Regions from separate parts of the Homo sapiens genome. Here region 2 is linked to region 1. Evidence: chromatin contacts called from ENCODE Hi-C or POLR2A ChIA-PET data. All regions are on one chromosome and are shown on one strand. Each heading gives the region's core, a stretch centred on a gene start or an enhancer-like site at or near the end of the contact. The rest is flanking DNA. Distances are from core to core; before and after follow the strand shown.

Region 1 (3,787 bases), core at 880-3,379:
AAGATGAAAAAAGAAAAAAACAAGATGAAACAGAGGCAGAAAGACTTTACGTAAATTGCTCATCATGTGGTTGTCAAGTTTGACCCCAAAACCCAATTTATTGACCAAGGTTATTCTTTGACTGAGGCAAGGGGGTCCGCTCTCCTGGGCCTTGGGCTTTAGAAAGCTCATCTCTGGCCTTTCTGAGATCCATCCCTTTCTTTTTATTTTTCTTGACACGGAGTCTTGCTCTGTCACTCAGGCTGGAGTGCAGTGGCATGATCTCGACTCACTGTAACCTCTGCCTCCCGGGTTCAAGCGATTCTCCTGCCTCAGCCTCCTGAGATAACAGGCGCTCGCCACCACATCTGGCTAATTTTTGTATTTTTAGTAAAGACTGGGTTTCATCATGTTGGCCAGGTTGGTTTCGAACTCCTGACCTGAGGTGAGCTGCCCACCTTGGCCTCCCAAAGTGCTGGGATTACAGGCATGAGCCACTGCGCCCAGCTCAGATCCATCCCTTTCTAAGGGCAAACAGTCCATGGTGCAAAGGGGCCATGCCACCCAGAGTTATGAGTACCTGGGACTCCAGAATTCCTTGCCTGGTGGCCTCCACATGCACTTCCAGGGCCTGCTTGGGCCTCTTCTATGGGTCTGTCCTGAGTGTTGATAGAACCACTGATGTGAGTACCTGGGCTTGAGCCGTGGCCTGGAGATCCTGTTGACTGTAGCATGGAGGGGGCTTGTGCAGCTGAATGTCTGTATGCAGGTGGTGGGAGTTCTGGAATATGATGGAGCTGGAGGTGGGAAGAGAAGTAGGCTTGGGGCAGCTCTCTCATGCCACCTCATTCTGGCCAAAACTCAGGTCAAACTGTGAAGAGTCTAAATGTGAATCTGCCCTTCAAGGTGGCTACAAAGGTATCTTTGTCAAGGTAGGAGACCTTGTGGCCTCCACGTGCACTTCCAGGGCCTGCTTGGGCCTCTTCTACGGGTCTGTCCTGAGTCTTCTATGAATCTGCCCTTCAGGGCAGATTCATATTTAGACTCTTCACAGTTTGACCTGAGTTTTGGCCAGAATAAGGTGACATTTAGTTTGTTGGCTTGATGGATGACTTAAATATTTAGACATATGGTGTGTAGGCCTGCATTCCTACTCTTGCCTTTTTTTTTGCCCCTCCAGTGTTTTGGGTAGTTTTGCTCCCCTACAGCCAAAGGCAAACAGATAAGTTGGAGGTCTGGAGTGGCTACATAATTTTACACGACTGCAATTCTCTGGCTGCACTTCACAAATGTATACAAACTAAATACAAGTCCTGTGTTTTTATCACAGGGAGGCTGATCAATATAATGAAATTAAAAGGGGGCTGGTCCATATTGTTCTGTGTTTTTGTTTGTTTGTTTCTTTTTTTGTTTTTGTGGCCTCCTTCCTCTCAATTTATGAAGAGAAGCAGTAAGATGTTCCTCTCGGGTCCTCTGAGGGACCTGGGGAGCTCAGGCTGGGAATCTCCAAGGCAGTAGGTCGCCTATCAAAAATCAAAGTCCAGGTTTGTGGGGGGAAAACAAAAGCAGCCCATTACCCAGAGGACTGTCCGCCTTCCCCTCACCCCAGCCTAGGCCTTTGAAAGGAAACAAAAGACAAGACAAAATGATTGGCGTCCTGAGGGAGATTCAGCCTAGAGCTCTCTCTCCCCCAATCCCTCCCTCCGGCTGAGGAAACTAACAAAGGAAAAAAAAATTGCGGAAAGCAGGATTTAGAGGAAGCAAATTCCACTGGTGCCCTTGGCTGCCGGGAACGTGGACTAGAGAGTCTGCGGCGCAGCCCCGAGCCCAGCGCTTCCCGCGCGTCTTAGGCCGGCGGGCCCGGGCGGGGGAAGGGGACGCAGACCGCGGACCCTAAGACACCTGCTGTACCCTCCACCCCCACCCCACCCACCTCCCCCCAACTCCCTAGATGTGTCGTGGGCGGCTGAACGTCGCCCGTTTAAGGGGCGGGCCCCGGCTCCACGTGCTTTCTGCTGAGTGACTGAACTACATAAACAGAGGCCGGGAACGGGGCGGGGAGGAGGGAGAGCACAGGCTTTGACCGATAGTAACCTCTGCGCTCGGTGCAGCCGAATCTATAAAAGGAACTAGTCCCGGCAAAAACCCCGTAATTGCGAGCGAGAGTGAGTGGGGCCGGGACCCGCAGAGCCGAGCCGACCCTTCTCTCCCGGGCTGCGGCAGGGCAGGGCGGGGAGCTCCGCGCACCAACAGAGCCGGTTCTCAGGGCGCTTTGCTCCTTGTTTTTTCCCCGGTTCTGTTTTCTCCCCTTCTCCGGAAGGCTTGTCAAGGGGTAGGAGAAAGAGACGCAAACACAAAAGTGGAAAACAGGTAAGAGGCTCTCCAGTGACTTACTTGGGCGTTATTGTTTTGTTTCGAGGCCAAGGAGGCTTCGGGAAGTGCTCGGTTTCGGGGACTTTGATCCGGAGCCCCACATCCCCACCACTTGCAACTCAGATGGGACCGGAGGCGGTGTTAAATGGGGAGACGATGTCCTAGTACGAGCTCTGGTGACCCCAGGACTCTGCGCTGCTGCGCTTGGGGCTTGCCCGACGGTGGAGACCGGGGAGCATCTCTGGGCGTGGAGACCCGGGCGCAGTACCCCGGGCTCAGAGGGGTCGGGGGTTCCCGGGCGTGCTGAGGGCGCTGCTGCCGGGTGGGGAGAGCTGCAGGTCCGGCACCGAGCGCTGCTTTGTTCGGAGGGCCCTGAGCTGGCTAGAAACCCTTCTGGTTGCAGGTCGGCCAGTACCTACGGAGACAAATGCCAGCACTGAGTCTTCACTCGGTTCTTAAGAAGCTGGTCTGTTCTGACCTGGGAATTGGCTATATGCTCCCCGGGACTGGAGCGGCACAGTCCCGGACTGTGAATCCGGGAACTCGAGTTGGAGGTGTCCCAAACGGTCCGTGGTGCTATTGCTCACTAGAGGCCTTGGGTCTTTGTTTGACCTGAGGGGTAGGGAGGTCCTGCCTACAGTCTCCGTGCGCTCAGCTGAGCTGGTGTCCCTGGCGCAGAGCGCGGACGAGTTTTGTTTCCTTTTCTTTTTCTTTTTTTTCTTTCCTTTAAGTCTCGGTCTGTCGCCCAGGCTGGAGTGCAATGGAACGATCTCCGCTCACTGCAACCTCCGCCTCCCGGGTTCAAGCGATTCTCCTGCCTCAGCCTCCTGAGTAGCTGGGATTACAGGCGCGTCACCACATCCAGCTAATTTTTGTATTTTTAGTAGAGACGGGGTTTCAACTTGTTGGCCAGGCTGGTCTCGAACCCTCGACCTCAGGTGATCCACCGGCCTCGGCCTCCCCAAGTGCTGGGATTATAGGCGTGAGCCACCGCGCGCGGCCGAGTTTTGTTTCTTTTAAAAACAAGACTTAGGAGAGCCTGCGGAGACCCGGAGGTGGGGTGCCCAATCCTCCCTCTCCCACGTTCCCTGCAGCCCCATCTTCCAGACCGTTGCTGCTGGTCTCTCGGGGCAGCTTCTGCCTGGGCGCAGATGGGGAAGCTGGGCCGAGGTGGTGCCGTGGAATGACCGGGAGTAACCCCGGCGGGCGGCGCAGAACTCGGAGCTCCGCCGCGGGGCTGGGCTGGGCTCTGCCGTGAGGGTGGGGGTGCTGGGCGCGCGGGCTGCGGTGGCCCCCGGAGACTGGCCCGCAGCGCCTCCTGGCCGGAGGACCTAGGAATCGGCCGGCTCTACTAGGTGTCTTTGCTCGCGGTTCCGACTGTGAATCCGGTGAAGACCGGTGGTTGCAGACGGGGAGGAACTATGAGGTTGAGGCG
Region 2 (3,787 bases), core at 801-3,300, 630 kb before region 1:
TTAGTAATACAGAATTTTCAGCCCCCACCTACTGATTCATAATCTACATTTTAATAAAATCCTCAGATGATTCATATGTACATTAAAATTTGAAAAGCACTGATGTAGATGCTAAGGGCTTTACATGCAGGGAGGATAAGAACAATGTCTACCTTGCTCGTCGTTATATCCCTAGAACCAGCAGTGCTTGAAACATATAAATATTTGTTGAATAAATAAATATGTAAATGATACCACTTCTGGGTAGACAATTAGGCAGTGGAGATTATATCTATTTGAATTATTTATTTTCTGCCAGAATTCCCAGAAGTAGGTGCTTATTATTTGCTGTAAATGCTGTTAAATTAGCTTAATAACAACACTGGGCCCCTGAGAATCTACAACTATATGTAACTTTTTTAAAAAGAACTCCTTCCTTGCTCTTAGCTCTGAGATCCACATGCCTCCTTCAATAATTTCTCCAACCTCCTCTCTGTGGGTATGGCCTATAGTTACTCTCTCTACAATCTCTCCCTGAAACCAAATCCATTCTCAAGATTTTAACTACCACCTGTGAGAGAAAACACTATTTAAATTACAGTCCATGCACTCTATCTGCCTATATTTTCAACTCTATTTCCTGCACCTCACCTCAAATTTAACATGTTCAAAATTAACTTTTTTTTTTTTTTGAGACAGAGTTTCGCTCTTGTTGCCCAGGCCGGAGTGCAGTGGCCTGATCTTGGCTCACTGCAACCTCTGCCTCCCAAGTTCAAGCGATTCTCCTGCCTCAGCCTCAGGAGTAGCTGGGATTACAGGCGCCCGCCACCACACCCGGCTAATTTGTTGTATTTTTAGTAGAGATAGGGTTTCACCATGTTGGCCAGGCTGGTTTCGAACTCCTTGGCCTCAGGTGATCCACCCGCCTCAGCCTCCCAAAGTGCTGGGATTACAGGCGTGAGCCACCGCGTCCAGCCCCAAAATTAACAATTTTATTCTCTGTCAACTATCGTCCTCTCCCAGTCCAGAAGAAAGTAACTAGCTCTCCATCCTCACAGTCTCTAGTTTTACAGGCTTTAGAGAAGAGAGATCAGCTGGCCCAACATCACCTTATGGAGAATAGGCTCTAGAAGAATTAAATGACAGCCAAGAGGCTAGTTATTGGCAACCTCAGCACTCTACGATCTAAATCACTTTATTCCCAGTACACTATTGCATGCTGGAATTCAACAGAATTCCCATTTTTGCCAACAGCACTTAAACTTACTTTTTAGAAACGCAGGTTAAAAATATCATCACCCAGATCCAAGAAATCAAGTCCTGCGTATTGTTCTTTCGGCATTTCCCCGGTTCCTTTCTTCTTCCTTGTCAGAACACCCTGCACTTCCTTTCCACTAAGAGTTCTTTCACCGTTCAATGCCAGCCTTCCCAAATCCTCTACCCTCACTAAACTTATGTCCACAAATAGAATCGCTAAAATATAAATGCTTATTCCTGCATTTGATATCTTTGTCCATGGCCCAACAGAGATGGTTTCCAATCGTTCAAACCCTATTTATCCTCAGAGTCTAGCTCAAACACAGCCTTTTCTACTGGGCTTCCATCTGCCCAATTTCTAATATACTGCTCTATCATTCACTTTGTCATTTGTTCACAGCTTGATTTTTACCGACTGGAAACGTGCTATCTTCAAAAGCATAAAGAATCTGATATATCATCTAGGTCCTTTTTTTTTTTTTTCCACATCTGACAAAACTGAAGCCAAGAGAAATGTGGCTTACCTCATGTTAAATGAGAAATTGTAAATTTCAGGCCGGGCGCGGTGGCTCACGGCTGTAATCTCAGCACTTTGAGAGGCCAACGCGGGCGGATAACCTGAGGTCAGGGGTCACTACCCTAACCCGGCTACTACAAGAGTCTCGATCGTCCTCCAACCTTTCATCTGTCCCAGGATTAAGATTTCACCTGATGACACGCCCAGAAGTGCGGGAAGGACTGGCCAAGTGGAAGTCTACCACGCGATGCTCGTGGACTGACTGAGGAGTACCCAGCCCGGAGCGCGCTCAGCCTGTGGCCGGCCTCCTCACCAAGGGGTAGGCAGGTGCCCAGAATGCTGGAGGATGCCCGGTAAGGGCACCCGAGTCGCCAGCGGTACCTGTCTGAAGGCGCCCACCCATCCCCGGGTACCGACCTGAGCCTCCCGTACCTTACCTCACTCAACAGCAGGCTGCAGCCGCTCCGCTTTACGGCACTCACAGCAACCGCCGCAAAAGCCGCCGTCAAGTGCTGAGCGGCGGAGGCTGGCTTGGTTCCTGCTGGGACGTTCCCACGGTCCAGCCCCAGCCTCGGCTTTCCTGTGACTCTTGTCGCATCCTCACCGCCAGAAGTTCACTGAGCCCTGGCGATTCCTCGCTTTTATAATCTAGCCACTTAGCCAAAGCCCTTTTTTATCTCTTGCCTAATTGACAACTACAGCAGCGCACTGAGGCAATCTGAGAGTTTAAGTTCTGAAACGCTTTCGACAGCGGAAGATGAACTGGAGGCAGCAGCTGAGCCGTTTTCCAAGCCCGTTAAATGTGAACTTCTGATAAACGAGTGGTTTTTTTAGTGCGTGTGCTTTGCTAGAGGGATTCAGCATAACTCCCTGAAGTTTGGTTTGGATACAATTAGTAGAGCTAGGGGATAGAGTGGAAAATAGCAGCTGCGTTCACTATTCCTCATGAAGTTGAGGTGCCTTTATGACATTCAAGATTTAGCGACCTGTTGCCCTCCAGTTTAAGGCTGGATACAATTTTGTACCTGATTAACTTTTTTCTTTTCTTTTTTTGTAGAGACGTTGGGGGCTAGCAGGGCGGGGTGTGGCGGGGGTGGGGGGGAGGGCGTCCTCACCATCTTGCCCAGGCTGGTCTCGAACTCTTGGCCTCAAGCGATCCTCTCACTTTGGTTCTTTTAACGGTGTAATCCAAAAGGTGGTTGTTAAGGCTCAGATATTAATCTTCTTATAAATTTTTGAAAACCATAATTCACTAAACCAGTTACTGTAATTATAATTTATTTCTACAAAACGGAAAATACTCCCATCATATATTTGTTTTCTAAGCTTTGTTTTTAATTCTATCAGTACAGAAAGAAAAGGAAGAAAAAATCTTCCTCACTTCCTACAGGTTATGACATTTACCAACTTTTTGTTTTTCCTTCCAGAAATTTCCTATGCACATACAAGCTTACTGTTGAAGTCCTCTCATCCAATGCACTCAGAACGGGTAGGTACTCAGTAGGTTAATAAAAAAAAGTGGAAGGTTACACCAAGAGGAAGTAAGTTATCAAAGCTTAATGGCATCATTAACACAGGTGCTAACGTGATGGGACATGGGAAAACTTGAGCATCACATACTTGCTATTGATTGAAACACATCAAATATAAAAATTCTTGAGTTTATAATGACTCCTTAAAAAATAAAATTCAGTCGTGATTGAAGATTGCCAAGTTGAAGATTAAATATTCTAAAACTTGATAAGGGAAAACATCAAGCATTTATCCTGCCTTTCTTGTATGAATTGAATTTTAGTGTAACCAAAGTACTTATAAGAGTTCCAGCTAATAAATGGAGGATGATAAAACAATCACGATTTTGTAACTCCTAATAAAATAATCGAAAGGGCAACATCAATAGATGATAAAATTAAGGTGAAAGGTTGATGGGGAACTTTATAATAGACTGGCATCACCTAAACCCACTGATCTTAATCTCACTAAATTTGGGACAAGCATATATTATGTACTTCCTGATGTGATAGAAAGTACACA

The links. A loop is a pair of places that touch in the nucleus more often than their neighbours do. ChIA-PET counts read pairs that join two places held with the same protein, here RNA polymerase II (POLR2A). Pooled maps may share reads with other maps.
Region 2: a pooled map shows a loop between it and region 1 (2.8-fold over the local background). The contact joins the promoter of FKTN-AS1 here to the promoter of ABCA1 in region 1. A Hi-C loop is called at or near these places in 1 of 168 maps with a recorded cell type or tissue (ascending aorta) and 4 of 50 pooled maps. POLR2A ChIA-PET finds 5 or more read pairs at or near these places in 1 of 52 experiments (PC-3).

The regions. Positions count from the first base shown.
Region 1 is chr9:104,926,497-104,930,283 of GRCh38, reverse strand. It overlaps ABCA1 (ATP binding cassette subfamily A member 1), which reads left to right and starts at 2,129. Exons shown (of 50, transcript NM_005502.4): 1 at 2,129-2,349. It overlaps LOC105376196 (a long non-coding RNA gene), which reads right to left and starts at 3,495. Exons shown (of 3, transcript NR_188620.1): 1 at 2,374-3,495; 2 at 560-776. RefSeq lists silencers at 1,970-2,159, 3,496-3,735 and enhancers at 2,360-2,439, 2,760-2,819.
Region 2 is chr9:105,556,569-105,560,355 of GRCh38, reverse strand. It overlaps FKTN-AS1 (FKTN antisense RNA 1), which reads left to right and starts at 2,050. Exons shown (of 3, transcript NR_184141.1): 1 at 2,050-2,586; 2 at 3,181-3,242. It overlaps FKTN (fukutin), which reads right to left and starts at 2,225. Exons shown (of 11, transcript NM_001079802.2): 1 at 2,191-2,225. RefSeq lists enhancers at 1,965-2,154, 2,315-2,364.